2 separate regions of the Homo sapiens genome follow, and region 1 is linked to region 2. A link is a contact called in ENCODE Hi-C or POLR2A ChIA-PET data. All regions are on one chromosome and are shown on one strand. Each heading gives the region's core, a stretch centred on a gene start or an enhancer-like site at or near the end of the contact. The rest is flanking DNA. Distances are from core to core; before and after follow the strand shown.

The links. Hi-C counts contacts between places; a loop is a spot of excess contacts on that map. ChIA-PET counts read pairs that join two places held with the same protein, here RNA polymerase II (POLR2A). Pooled maps may share reads with other maps.
Region 1: a loop to region 2 is called in a pooled map, with 4 times the contacts of the local background. The contact joins the promoter of ENTREP3 here to the promoter of RIT1 in region 2. A Hi-C loop is called at or near these places in 1 of 168 maps with a recorded cell type or tissue (B cell), 2 of 37 single-sample maps with no recorded cell type and 11 of 50 pooled maps. POLR2A ChIA-PET finds 5 or more read pairs at or near these places in 2 of 52 experiments (PC-9 and activated T-cell).

What each region holds. Positions count from the first base shown.
Region 1 is chr1:155,254,233-155,261,250 of GRCh38, reverse strand. It overlaps ENTREP3 (endosomal transmembrane epsin interactor 3), which reads left to right and starts at 5,768. Exons shown (of 12, transcript NM_006589.3): 1 at 5,768-6,598; 2 at 6,795-6,851. The coding sequence starts at 6,374. SCAMP3 (secretory carrier membrane protein 3) reads left to right here. Exons shown (of 9, transcript NM_005698.4): 3 at 592-714; 4 at 801-921; 5 at 2,297-2,425; 6 at 3,594-3,753; 7 at 3,865-3,966; 8 at 4,460-4,577; 9 at 4,832-5,270. The coding sequence ends at 4,978.
Region 2 is chr1:155,908,807-155,915,969 of GRCh38, reverse strand. RIT1 (Ras like without CAAX 1) reads left to right here and starts at 4,621. Exons shown (of 6, transcript NM_006912.6): 1 at 4,621-4,727; 2 at 5,166-5,314; 3 at 5,464-5,520. The coding sequence starts at 5,209. KHDC4 (KH domain containing 4, pre-mRNA splicing factor) reads left to right here. Exons shown (of 14, transcript NM_014949.4): 13 at 6-97; 14 at 1,650-2,925. The coding sequence ends at 1,849.

The DNA of each region.
Region 1 (7,018 bases), core at 4,519-7,018, 660 kb after region 2:
ATGGTACTTAAAACTTAAAAAAAAAAGCCAAGCATGGTGTGCATGCCTGTAATCCCACTTGGGAGGCTGAGGTGGGAGGATTGCTTGAGCCCAGGAATTTGATGGAGACCATCCTGGGCAACAGCGAGACCCCCATCTCTTGAAACGTTTTAAAAATTGGCTAGGTGTAGTGGCACATGCCTGTAGTCCTTGCTACTTGGGAGGCTGGGATGGAAAGACTGCTTGGGCCCAGGAGTTTGAGGCTTCGATGAGTGATGATTGCACCACTGCACTCCAGCCTGGGTGGCAGAGAGACAACCCCACACTCCATCCCCAGAAGAAAAGAAAAAAAAAAAACACAGTTAAGTGGGGAGATATGGTAAATGAGTGATTTGAGTCCTCACTAAGGAATTGGATATGAGGGATGATAAGGCTGCTACAGGTCATCATAGAGTTCTCTGACAGAAATTCAACAGAAGAACTAGCTTCCTAACAAATGGGGGAAAGGCTGCTTCCTTACATCATGAGTTCTGGGTCTAAAGGTATTCAAGCAGACTCTAGATTCCTGTGTTATGAGGGACTAGATGATCACTAAGGTCTTTTCCTCAACAGCCACCACCAGCCTATGAGCCTCCAGCCCCTGCCCCATTGCCTCCACCCTCAGCTCCCTCCTTGCAGCCCTCGAGAAAGCTCAGCCCCACAGAACCTAAGAACTATGGCTCATACAGCACTCAGGTACAGGAGGTGTGCAGGTGAGGGCTGGGGAGAAGGGCCAGTCCTGGGGCCCAGGGCTCACATCTCCGTCTGCTCACACTGGGCAGGCCTCAGCTGCAGCAGCCACAGCTGAGCTGCTGAAGAAACAGGAGGAGCTCAACCGGAAGGCAGAGGAGTTGGACCGAAGGGAGCGAGAGCTGCAGCATGCTGCCCTGGGGGGCACAGCTAGTAAGTAATAGAGTGGGGAAGAGCATCTGAGAGTTTGGGAGGAGCAAAAACAGGTCTTAAGGGCCTGGGCTCGGCTGGGTGCGGTGGCTCACACCTATAATCCCAGCACTTTGGGAGGCTGAGGTGGGCGGATCACGAGGTCAAGAGATCGAGACCATCCTAGCCAACATGGTGAAACCCTGTATCTACTAAAAATACACACACACAAAAATTAGCTGGGCATGGTGGCGCGCACCTGTAGTCCCAGCTACTCGGGAGGCTGAGGCAGGAGAATCGCTTGAACCCGGGAGGTGGAGGTTGCAGTGAGCCGAGATAGCGCCACTGCACTCCAGCCTGGTGACAGAGTGAGACTCCATCTCAAAAAAAAAAAAAAACACAAACCTGGGCTCTGGAGTCAGACTGCTGAGTTTGAATTTTAGAGATACTGCTTACTAACCATGAGCTTTTAGGGAAGTTACTTAATCTTGAATGCCTCAGTTTCCCTATTTATAAAATGAAAACCACGTTTGCATCCGTTTGACAGGGTTGTTGTGAAGGTTAAACAAAATATATGTGAAGTACTTGGTACAGTGCTTAGATGTTTTAAATAATAATAAACAGTATTAATTTTTCCACTCTCACTTGTCTCCTTGGACCCCAAATTGGAGATAAAAGAGAGGATCCAGGGCTGGGTATGGTGCCTCACGCCTGTAATTCCAACACTTTGGGAGGCCGAGGCAGGCAGGTTGCTTGAGCTCAGGAGTTAGAGACCAACCTGGACAACATAGTGAGATCCTGCCTCCAAAACATTAATGAAAAAAATTAGCAGGGCATGATGGTACCTGTCTGTAGTCCTAGCTCCTCAAGAAGCTGAGGTGGACGGCCAGGCGCCGGGGCTCATGCCTGTAATCCCAGCACTCTGGGAGGCCAAGGCGGGTGGATCACCTGAGGTCAGGAGTTCAGGACCAGCCAACATGGTGAAACCCTGTCTCTACTAAAAATACAAAAATTAGCTGGGCGTGGTGGCATGTGCCCATAATCCCAGCTACTCAGGAGACTGAGGCAGGAGAATTACTTGAACCCGGGAGGCGGAGATTGCACTGAGCCAAGATCACACCACTGCACTCCAACCTGGGCAACAAGAGCGAAACTCTATCTCAGGAGAAAAAAAAAAAAAAAAAAAAGCTGAGGTGGGAGGGTTGCTTGAGCCCAGGAGGTTGAGGCTACAGTGAACCATGATCATACCACTACCTTCCAGCCTGAACAACAGAGACCCTATCTCAAAAAAAAAAAAAAAAAAAAAAGAGAGGATCCAGGGATGGAGAGAAGGGGGAGTGATTCCTTTGTTGGTCTCTGTTTTACTTCTGGGGTCCACCTGTTTTTTTGTGCCTTACAGCTCGACAGAACAATTGGCCCCCTCTACCTTCTTTTTGTCCAGTTCAGCCCTGCTTTTTCCAGGACATCTCCATGGAGATCCCCCAAGAATTTCAGAAGACTGTATCCACCATGTACTACCTCTGGATGTGTGAGTAGTGAGAAGCCTTTTGGAGGAAGTTACAGGTAGATCTCTTAACTGCCCTGGGGTCCGCTCACCAAGAACCAAACACTTCACCTCTATTTAGAACTCACCAGCCTGCTAGCAAATGTTCTTGCCCTCTCCCCACTTTTTATTGTCCATATGCAGGAATATATTTTGAATTCTTTAGATGTCTTTGGGCTGGGTGCAGTGGTATACGCCTGTAATCCCAGCACTTTGGGAAGCTGAGGTGGGTGGATAACCTGAGGTCAGAAGTTTGAGACTAGCCTGATCAACATGGAGAAACCCCATCTCTACTAAAAATACAAAATTACCTGGGCGTGGTGGCACATGCCTGTAATCCTAGCTACTCAGGAGGCTGAAGCAGGAGAATCACTTGAACCCGGGAAGTGGAGGTTGCAATGAGCCAAGATCATGCCATTGCACTCCAGCCTGGGCAACAAGAGCAAAACTCCATCTCAAAAAAAAAAAAAAAAAAAAAAAAAAAAAAAAAAAGGCCGGGCACGGTGGCTCACACCTGTAATCCCAGCACTTTGGGAGGCCCAGGTGGGCAGAACATGAGGTTAGGAGATCAAGACCATCCTGGCTAACACGGTGAAACCCCGTCTCTACTACAAATACAAAAAATTAGCCGGGCGTGGTGGCGGGTGCCTGTAGTCCCAGCTACTTAGGAGGCTGAGGTAGGAGAATGGGCGTGAACCCAGGAGGCAGAGCTTGCAGTGAGCCGAGATCCTGCCACTGCACTCCAGCCTGGGCGACAGAGCGAGATTCCATCTCAAAAAAAAAAAAAGAAAAAAAAAAATTAGCTGGGCGTGGTGGCGGGCGCCTGTAGTCCCAGCTACTCTGGAGGCTGAGGCAGGAGAATGGCGTGAACCGGGGAGGCGGAGCTTGCAGTAAGCTGAGATTGCGCCACTGCACTCCAGCCTGCGCGACAGAGCCAGACTCCGTCTCAAAAAAAAAAATGTCTTTGCAAGGGGATCACACATTATTGACATTTGCTTTCTCCATCTCCCCTGTTGAGGATTCCATGAAGGCAGCAGCTGCCTTCATTTCCTTACTCTGCCATGTTTGGTGAATATTATAGGATGAGCATAGATGGGAAGGAGCCTTCATTGCAGTCCAGAAGGGCTCCTCATCCTGTCCCTCTGCCCCTTAGGCAGCACGCTGGCTCTTCTCCTGAACTTCCTCGCCTGCCTGGCCAGCTTCTGTGTGGAAACCAACAATGGCGCAGGCTTTGGGCTTTCTATCCTCTGGGTCCTCCTTTTCACTCCCTGCTCCTTTGTCTGCTGGTACCGCCCCATGTATAAGGCTTTCCGGTAAGTGTGTTAGTGGTGGGAGAGTGATGGAGACCTGGGATGGGCCCCACGTCTGCCCATCCTTCAGCTCTAATTCTTCTCCCACCCTCCCCATTTTTTTCCTCTTTGTAGGAGTGACAGTTCATTCAATTTCTTCGTTTTCTTCTTCATTTTCTTCGTCCAGGATGTGCTCTTTGTCCTCCAGGCCATTGGTATCCCAGGTTGGGGATTCAGGTTTGTGAGGCTGTTATCCACCCTCACCTTTCCCTCTAGATCCAGCCAGCACTGGGTGCTGGGATAGGAGTTGTTCAGAAAAAGGAAATGTGGTTTTAATCCTTGGGAGGTACTAGTTTAATGAGATACAAGACATACTTCCAGGATAGAGCGCAGACAGCACTCTTGACACATATAGATTGAAGGGAAGAATGCTGCATTTGGCCAATCTAAGGTGGCTTCCTGGAGGAGGCATAGAACCATGGTTGAAAGGAGGAAGAAGAATCCCCAGATGAGTGCCTGGAAGAGCTTGGAGAGCTCAGGGCTAATGGTTCAGAAACTGGAATTAAACTATGAAGAGATTAGATACAGTTTGGGATTGTGGTGCTTGGAATGCTGCTCGATTGACAGGGAGCCACTGCTGATGGGAAGGGTAGGAACAGGGGATGCTGGTGACATAACCAGTGGAGAAGCTGAGGAGCCCCTCTTCACTGGTACATCCTTCCCTTTACAGTGGCTGGATCTCTGCTCTGGTGGTGCCGAAGGGCAACACAGCAGTATCCGTGCTCATGCTGCTGGTCGCCCTGCTCTTCACTGGCATTGCTGTGCTAGGAATTGTCATGCTGAAACGGGTGAGGGCTGTGTCGAAGGTGGGGCCGGGATGGTGAGATCATGGGTCCCCAGGGGCGTGGGTGGAACATTCAGGAGCAACTGGCACAGGTCAGGCTGCTGGGTTGTTCTCAGCTAATGGACCTCTGGGGTGTGTGTTTCTGTGTGTGAGTGTGTGTGCTGGGCAGCAGGCTGCTGAGTGGTAGTGATGCTGTTAGGCTGGGGTGGGGAACCAGTGGCTGGAATGGGCGGTAATGTCTTTGTCCTCTACTTGCAGATCCACTCCTTATACCGCCGCACAGGTGCCAGCTTTCAGAAGGCCCAGCAAGAATTTGCTGCTGGTGTCTTCTCCAACCCTGCGGTGCGAACCGCAGCTGCCAATGCAGCCGCTGGGGCTGCTGAAAATGCCTTCCGGGCCCCGTGACCCCTGACTGGGATGCCCTGGCCCTGCTACTTGAGGGAGCTGACTTAGCTCCCGTCCCTAAGGTCTCTGGGACTTGGAGAGACATCACTAACTGATGGCTCCTCCGTAGTGCTCCCAATCCTATGGCCATGACTGCTGAACCTGACAGGCGTGTGGGGAGTTCACTGTGACCTAGTCCCCCCATCAGGCCACACTGCTGCCACCTCTCACACGCCCCAACCCAGCTTCCCTCTGCTGTGCCACGGCTGTTGCTTCGGTTATTTAAATAAAAAGAAAGTGGAACTGGAACTGACATCCCCGTTTCCTGAATCTTCATTGGGAATTAGGCCTTATGAAAGAGAAAGGAGAGTGTGGAGTGAGGTGGGAAGGTCGGACCCGGCTTTAGTGTAAACTGGGAGATATGAGGGGCGGGGCGGTGGAGCCCGAGTGGCTGGCGCAGGAAGGAGGTGGGAAGTCCACGGAAACGCGAAACCCGGAGACGCCAGGGAGCCCTGCTCCCCACCCCTCTCCATTAATGACGGGGAAGAGCCACCGCCTCTGCCGGGAACGCCAAGGAATACGCGGGCCTGGAGCCTGAAAAGCTGGATGGGGCTCAAGTGGAGGCCCAAAGGATCACTAGCAGCCTAGCCAGGGTCCAGAGCGAGGCAGGGACTGGAGGAGCGCTTATCCGACTGCCTCGCCCTGCCGCGGGATCCCCCAACCCCGACAGGGTCTCAGTCCCGAACTACAACTCCCGGGGTGCACCGCGCCGGCCCTCGCCGCCATGCCCCTCCTTCCCGCACCATCCCCATTCCCATCCCCCTTCTCTAGTCCCCGACCTGCGGCAGCCGGAGCTCGGGGAGCGGAGCGTGGTGGGGAGGGGAGCGGGACAGGCGACACAGGAGACAGCGGCGCCGCGGCCTCTCCCCACCAGGCGGCCCCGGATCCTACTGGACGCCCTGAGGGCACACCGACCGCGCCTCTAGAGTCACCCCACGCCGACCCCTCCCCTCTTCTCTAGACTTATTTCCATCCTTCCCGCTTTTACCCTCCCCACCCCTCCCTGGGCTCCAGGCCGCCGCCCCCTCCTCACTCCTGGACCGGCCCTTCTCGGTGCCCCTCTTCCCTAGGGAGATGCGATGAGCCGGTGCCCCCGCGTCCTCATCGTCGCCCCGGGCACGGTGCCCGTCCAGTGCCCGTGGTGGGGAGGGAGCACTCCGCGGTCCCTCCGTGACGCCCCTCGCTTGGCCCCCCCCACAGCTGGCGTCCCTCGGCCATGCCCCAGGGGACCCAGCCAGGGGGTGGGCTCTAGAGCGAGTGGGGTGGAGAGGAGAAAGGACGGGGCCTTGGGCGCCTCTGAGATGCTCCCAAGTGCCAGGGAGGGCCGAGCGAGGCGCAGGCAACCGGGCAGCAGGCATGATGCCCTCGCCTAGTGACTCCAGCCGCTCGCTGACCAGCCGGCCCAGCACCAGGGGCCTTACCCACCTCCGCCTCCACCGACCCTGGCTGCAGGCCCTGCTTACGCTGGGGCTGGTCCAAGTGCTCCTGGGCATCCTGGTGGTCACCTTCAGCATGGTGGCCTCTTCCGTCACCACCACCGAGAGCATCAAGAGGTCCTGCCCGTCTTGGGCTGGGTTCTCGGTGAGTTGGGTGCACAGTTGTTGGGTGGGGGAGGCTCCTCGGGCCCCACCCTCCACACCAGCTGCAAGTCCACATGCTTGCCTCTCCTCCCTCTCCTGGTCCTCTGCCTCCTTACAGGGCTGGGTGCATCCTGTGGTGAGGGGCTCACTCAGGAGCCTCCCCTGCCAGGCTGAGCCTGTGCCCACTCTGTCCCCAGCTGGCGTTCTCCGGGGTGGTTGGCATTGTGTCCTGGAAGCGGCCATTCACTCTAGTGGTAGGTGCCAGGGTCCAGTGCCCACTGGGAGGCAGGTGCCCAGCACGCAAGGGGAAGCCCATTTATGTCCTCAAGAAGGGAACTGGCTCCCCAGTTGGTGCCAGCCGGGTGGGCACGAAGTGTCTGTGAAGGAGGGGGACTCTGTCCGTGGCAGAGGAGTACTCATG
Region 2 (7,163 bases), core at 3,372-5,871:
AATAGGCAGTTGATGCCTCCACCAGCCTTTCCAGTGACTGGAATAAAAACAGAGTCCGATGAAAGGAATGGGTCTGGGACCTTAACAGGGAGCCATGGTGAGTGTGATATAGCTGGGGGAACAGGGGAGTGGCTAAGACTGGTCTAAAGCTATTAGTTTTCTCAGCCGGGCGCAGTGGCTCACGCCTGTAATCCCAGCACTTTGGGAGGCCGAGGTGGGCAGATCACCTAAGGTCAGGAGTTCAAGACCAGCTTGGCCAACATAGTGAAATCCCATCTCTACTAAAAATACAAAAACTAGCGGGCATGGTGGTGGGCGCCTGTAATTCCAGCTACTCAGGGGGTTGAGGCAGGAGAATCGCTTCAACCTGGGAGGCAGAGGTTGCAGTGAGCCAAGATCAGACCACTGCCCTCCAGCCTGGGCAATAGAGCAAGACTCCATCTCATAAATAAATAAATACATAAATAAAGCTATTAATTTTCTAACCTGATGTTCATTCAGGTGTTTAATCCAACCTCTATAATCTGTTGGCCAGTGAAAATACTTTTGGGCTGGGCACGGTGGCTCACGCCTGTAATCCCAGCACTTTGGGAGGCCAAGGTGGGCGGATAACCTGAGGTCAGGAGTTTGAGACCAGCGTGGCTAACATGGTGAAACCCCGTCTCTACTAAAAATAGAAAAATTAAGCTGGGCATGGTGGTGCATGCCTGTAATTCCAGCGGCTTGGAAGGCTGAGGCAGGAGAATCACTTGAACTTGGGAGGTGGAGGTTGCAGTGAGCCAAGATCACACCACTGCATTCCAGCCTGGGCACTAGAGTGAGACTCTGTCTCAAAAAAAAAGAAAGAGAAAGAGAAAATAGTTTCTAAAAAATTGTATACAGACAACCTTTTATTTCCAACAAACGTGTGCCGAGAGAGAGAGAGAGAAAATAGTTTTAAAAAAATTGTATACAGACAACCTTTTGTTTCCAACCAACGTGTATCTAGAAAAGAGTTAGTCGACTTATTTTATACATAGCATCAGTGAATAGTAATGAGTGGTAGGTCATTTCAAAATCCTGTTGCCTATATTATGTGAATACCAGGAGGTCATCTGATACGGACTTAATAAAGGTTGATTTTGCTTTATATTGGGAGCTGAGCCACACCTCCCCTTATAACTCTATTGGTCAGTAATGGTCAGTTTGTGGCTGTTAGGAAAATGTTGCCTTTTAGCATTCCAGAACTCTAAATCCTGTAGAGGTACATGGGATATTTTATTCTTTGCCTGTACTCATAAAAATGAACAGAAGAAAATACGTTTTTTTCTTTTCTTAACTTCTTTTCTTTTAACTCTTTAAAAGGTGAAATATCAGCCCTCAAGAGACTCACTTGCTAACTTTCCTTTTTTTCTTTTTTTTTCTTTTTTTGTGTTTCTTTTTTCTTTCTCTGTTTTCTTACATGGTTCTGGTGGATTCACATTTGCTGATGCTGGTGCTGTTTTTCGTGTGATCTTCAACGTTTTTGGGTGACCATTGACCCTGTGACCTCAAAATGGTGTCCAACTAACCACTTAAAATTAACATCTTTTTTTTAATTAACGAATTTATGGTATTTTTTTTTTTCCCTTGGCGGGGATGGGGTTGGGGTTGTTTTTTCTCTATTCTAGATTATCCAGCCAAGAAGATGAAAACTACAGAGAAGGGATTTGGCTTGGTGGCTTATGCTGCAGATTCATCTGATGAAGAGGAGGAACATGGAGGTCATAAAAATGCAAGTAGTTTTCCACAGGGCTGGAGTTTGGGATACCAATATCCTTCATCACAACCACGAGCTAAACAACAGATGCCATTCTGGATGGCTCCCTAGGAAACAGTGGAACAGAGTTTTGACCCTCAGTGACTCTTCTTAGCAATAATGCATGCATTTGATTTAACAAGACTCTGGGGCCTGTGCTGGGAACCATCTGGACCTTTGCAGAAGTTAGAGATTCAGTGCCCCCCTTTCTTAAAGGGGTTCCTTAACAACCACAAAAATCCTTATTTCTGCAGTGGCATAGAATCTGTTAAAATTTAATTAGAATCACAAATTTATCTCAGAAGCTTTTTAACAGTTGGTGAAATGTGCTTGTCCAACAAAGCATCCTAACAGGGTCGTTCCCATACACATTTGACCTGGTCAGCCTTTTCCAGGTGAATAGCCCCAGTTCTGACATAAAGAAAGTTTTATTTGTATTTTACTACTGTTTGGTCAATTTTGATATATAACTGGTTACAAACAGAGCCTTACTATTTATTAGTGGGGAAATGATTTTAAGACCGTCCTTTTCAGTATTTAATTCTGACAGATCTGCATCCCTGTTTTGTTTTGGATTATTTCTGTTTTGGAAAATGCTGTCTCATTTAAAACTGTTGGATATAGCTGGATCCTGGATAGGAAAATGAAATTATTTTTTCATTGTGTTTTTTAATTGGGGTGATCCAAAGCTGGCACCTTCAGGCACATTGGTCTCATAGCCATTACTGTTTTTATTGCCCTTCTAAGATCCTGTCTTCAGCTGGGTCAGAGAAAACTTCTTGACTAAAACTGGTCAGAACTCATCACAGAAATGAAATACAGTGGTCTCTCTCTCCCAGAACTGGTTGCAGCTAAAACAGAGAGATCTGACTGCTGGCTATAGGATTTTGGACTTAATGACTGAAATTGCAAATTGTCCTTTTTCTTGGCATTACAGATTTTGCCAAAATAACTTTTTGTATCAAATATTGATGTGTGAAAGTGAAGGAGCTAGTCTGCTGAACCAGGAATAGTTTGAGATATTGAACTGTCATTTTTGCACATTTGAATACTTTGCAGGCTGGCTTTGTATAAACTTATCCTCTGGTTTCCTATATGTTGTAAATATTTAGACCATAATTTCATTATAAATAAATCTATAAATATTCTGCTTGTGGTTTCTCTGTTTTCTTCCACAACCCATCCATACACTGAAATTCATAAACTTTTTTACTCATAGCACAATGCAACTATAACATTACCAGAAAAATACATATACAGACCCCAAGGTTTGCATATAGTTCCCAGAGTTATGTAACTGCAAAATGTACCCTTAAAGTTCAAATGAAAAGGTTAAGGATTATTATGCTGGATATTTTCCATTTTCATATTTTAGCCCTCCTTTATTTAACAGCGTATTAAAAGGACTTCATGAATGAAGCGGGTTTTAAAGGAAATATGTTATTCTTGGAAAGACATTTTATTTTTTTTTGAGATGGAGTCTCGCTCTGTCACCCAGGCTGGAGTGGAATGGTGCAATCCTGGCTCACCGCAACCTCCTGGGTTCAAGTGGTTCTCCAGCCTCAGCCTCCTGAGTAGCTGGGATTATAGGCACCTACCACCATGCCCAACTAATTTTTATATTTTTAGTAGAGACAGGGAGTCACCATTTTGGCCAGGCTGGTCTTGAACTCCTGATCCTCAAGTGATCAGCCCACTTCAGCCTCCCAAAGTCCTGGGATTACAGGCGTGAGCCAGCACTCCTGGCCAGAAAGACTTAAATTTTGAGACGGAGTTTTGCTCTGTTGCCAGGCTGGAGTGCAGTGGCACCCTCTCAGCCAGCTAACTGCAACCTCCACCTCCCAGGTTCAAGTGATTCTCCTGCCTCAGCCTCCCGAGTAGCTGGGACTTATAGGCGCATGCCACCACACCCAGCTAATTCTTTTGTATTTTTAGTAGAGACGGTTTTACATGTTGGCCAGGATGGTCTCTTATTTCTTGACCTCATGACTCACCTGCCTCGGCCTCCCAGAGTGCTGGGATTACAGGTGTGAGCCACCGCGCCCGCCCGGCCCAGAAAGACATTTAAAAAGAACAGTGGTAGGCAGAGCTGCATGAGAACAATTTTCGTGTCAGTTTCTTCTAGCACCTGTGCTACGTAAATAGAGGGGAATATGGTTATAGTGGCTGCGCTTCAGTTCTGTATTTAACTCAAGGCCTCTGTTAACTCAGAGCTCTCTTTCCTGCCAGAGTGTGGTACATTTATTTAAAACAAGTTTTTGTGTGTCTTATACGTGTTTAAAATACATACAGAACTCTGATTAGGGAGTGTTGTGAACATCTGGTTTCTGAGAATGAATTTAGGTTTCAATAGCAAAAGTCATTGTGGCCGCTCCTTTAGGAAAGTCATTTTTCTCCTATGAGTAGTCATCCCCGGTAGACTTGACTGAAATCCTGTGTTTTAGGAGGATTTGGGGGGTGCCCCTGTCCTCCCTTCCTCTCATTACATTGGGTCAAATTAGTTTTGGGTTTTTTTTTTTCCCACAAGCAGCAAACAACCCTCGGTAAGTTGTTAATTTAAGTGTCCCTGCATGTCTCTTATCACGTACTCCCTTCCCTTTTGTGTAAATAATTTACTTTCTACTCGTGATTAAATACCCTTGTCTGTGAGTGCATACACCCTAGGTTGGGTAGGTGACCAGAGGACCTTCAGCGGTGGGTCCCGGAACTGGGTTTTAGGGACCTGGGAGGGGCGGGAAGAGGGCGGGGCAGGCTGTGGGCGTCACTGAGTGGCCCCGCCCCTCCTTCCGCGACTCGGGCGCCGGTGGCGCCATCTTACTCGGTTGCGGGAGGGGTCACAGGTCAGTGCCGGAGCCTCCGCGAGTGAAGGAAGACGAAGTGCGTGACCCGACCGGCTGTGGTGTTCCAGTCCCCACTGACCAGTAGGAGCAGCAGGGCGTCGGCTTGTGAGGTAGAGGGGTGGGGAGTCTGGCGGCGGAGCAGCAGCTGGGGGTGGGGAGGGGGTTCGGAGGAGAATGGGGAGGGGGCGGAACCTCTGGGTACCGCAGACGTGAGAGAACCCCTGCGGCCTAAGGGGCCGCATCCCTTTCTTCCCAAAACTTTCTCCTTGTCCCTACTGTGCCGAGACGTAAATTTATTTGTATCTTTTTATTTTTCTCTTTGGAAAAAGTAAAACCTGTGATGTGTCATGTGACTGAACTGTCTAGGAGGGAGGGTGAAGATGGGGGGGTTTCTTAGGGCCACCCGAAAGGGTGCAGTGGTGAGCAAGAGGGACAGGCCAGAGTAAGAGGGACAGGCCAGAATATGTATGGAAAGGTAAGGCACTGGCTTGAGGGCTGTCGCCGTGGTGTCTCCATCCTGGATTAAGCATTTCCTCCTCCTTTTCTAGGTGGCTTTTCCTCGGGGCAACCGAGGAAGGCCCCAAGAGGACAATGGATTCTGGAACTCGCCCAGTTGGTAGCTGCTGTAGCAGCCCCGCTGGGCTCTCACGGGAGTACAAACTAGTGATGCTGGGTGCTGGTGGTGTAGGGAAGAGTGGTAGGTAACATTTTCCATTTGACAGGAAGCATGGATGAAAAGTACTTAAATGACCAGATGGGATACTTGCTATCTTGCAATGTTAATACTTAAAATTCTCTCTGTGGGTCACCTTTGTGAGGATTTGACTTTTATTTCTTCTTTTGAAGCCATGACCATGCAGTTCATCAGCCACCGATTCCCAGAAGATCATGATCCCACCATTGGTAAGCCAGATCATCACTTATGTTTCCAAATATACCCCATAAAAATATCTTAATGAATATCAGTAGTTTCTAACTATTTATATTTTGAGGCTTTTTTGGAGTCTAATTCAGATTTATTTAGAAACAAGGGTATCAGCAGTTGGTAAGCAACTGAATATTTCTTTTTTTTTCAGACTTTATGTCATAAGCCATCTTTAGTCTTTGTCTCTTACTGAACATTAATGGGACAACTCTCTTTGTTGTATTTTTTTATGGTTGTATACAGGCCACTTAACGAAGCCTTTTCTTGCTGTCACTTCTCTAAGGGTATGACTTGAGACTCGCTCTGTAACTGTGAGTCAGCTGGTTTGAACTTCCACAAAAGGAAGCAGAGAAACAAGTAGAGCCAGGCTGCTGAACTCTTACAACCCAGACATGCCAAGCCTGGACATCTTGCACTTGGAGCTCTTGGTTTACTTCCTTATACCTTAAGTTCATTACGTAGTAATGTCTTCTCCCATGTCTGTCTGTTGTTTTTTTTTTTTTTTTGAGATGGAGTCTCGCACTGTCTCCCAGGCTGGAGGGCAATGGTGCGATCTCCGGTCACTGTAACCTCCGCCTCCCGGGTTCAAGCAATTCTCCTGCCTCAGCCTCCTGAGTAGCTGGGATTACAGGCATCTGCCACCACACCCGGCTAATTTTTGTATTTTTAGTAGAGATGGGATTTCACTATGTTGGCCAGGCTGGTCTCAAACTCCTGACCTCAAGTAATCCATCCACCTCAGCCTCGAAAAGTACTGGGATTACAGGCGTGAGCCACTGTGCCTAGCCCTCCGATGTCTTTTATGGTCCTTAACTCTTGTTGCAGAACGCTAATAGAGTAAAAAAGTCATTTTGTTTGCTTTGACTTTTTTATTTTTTAATTGCTAATCTCTACAAAGACTAAGAACATTACTGTCATTCCTAAACCATAAGGAAGCAGGTTTGATTCTAAGGGTTTATATCCTAATATGAAAGAAAAATGGATGTGGGAATGGGAGAGGGCACAGAAAGTCAGCTGTACTGTTATTTTCTTTTTTTGTTTTTTTTTTTGGAGACGGTGTCTCACCCTGTTGCCCGGGCTGGAGTGCGGTGGCACAATCTCGGCTCACTACAAGCTCCACCTCCCAGGTTCATGCCATTCTCCTGCCTCAGCCTCCCGAGTATCTGGGACTACAGGCGCCCGCCACCAAGCCCGGCTAATTTTTTTTTGTATTTTTAGTAGAGATGGGATTTCACCGTGTTAGCCAGGATGGTCTCAATCTCCTGACCTCGTGATCTGCCCACCTCGGACTCCCAAAGTGCTGGGATTACAGGCGTGACCACTGCGCCGGGCCTTATTATTTTCAGTATGTGACACTCTTTGCCATGATCCTAGTTCTCTAGGAAGGATTTCCATTGGGTCAGGCCTCTGCTGCTCTGTTTCCCGCAAAGCCAATAATGTTTTGTGGTGGCCCAGCTTTGATATGGTCATTTCATAGAGCACATGATTCCAGGGATGGGAAAAATAGAAAAAGTCTTGACTTTTTCATGTACTATATCAAATTTAGAACACTGTTCAGAGATTCAGGCCAGGCGCGGTGGCTCATGCCTGTAATCCCAGCACTTTGAGAGGTCGAGGCGGG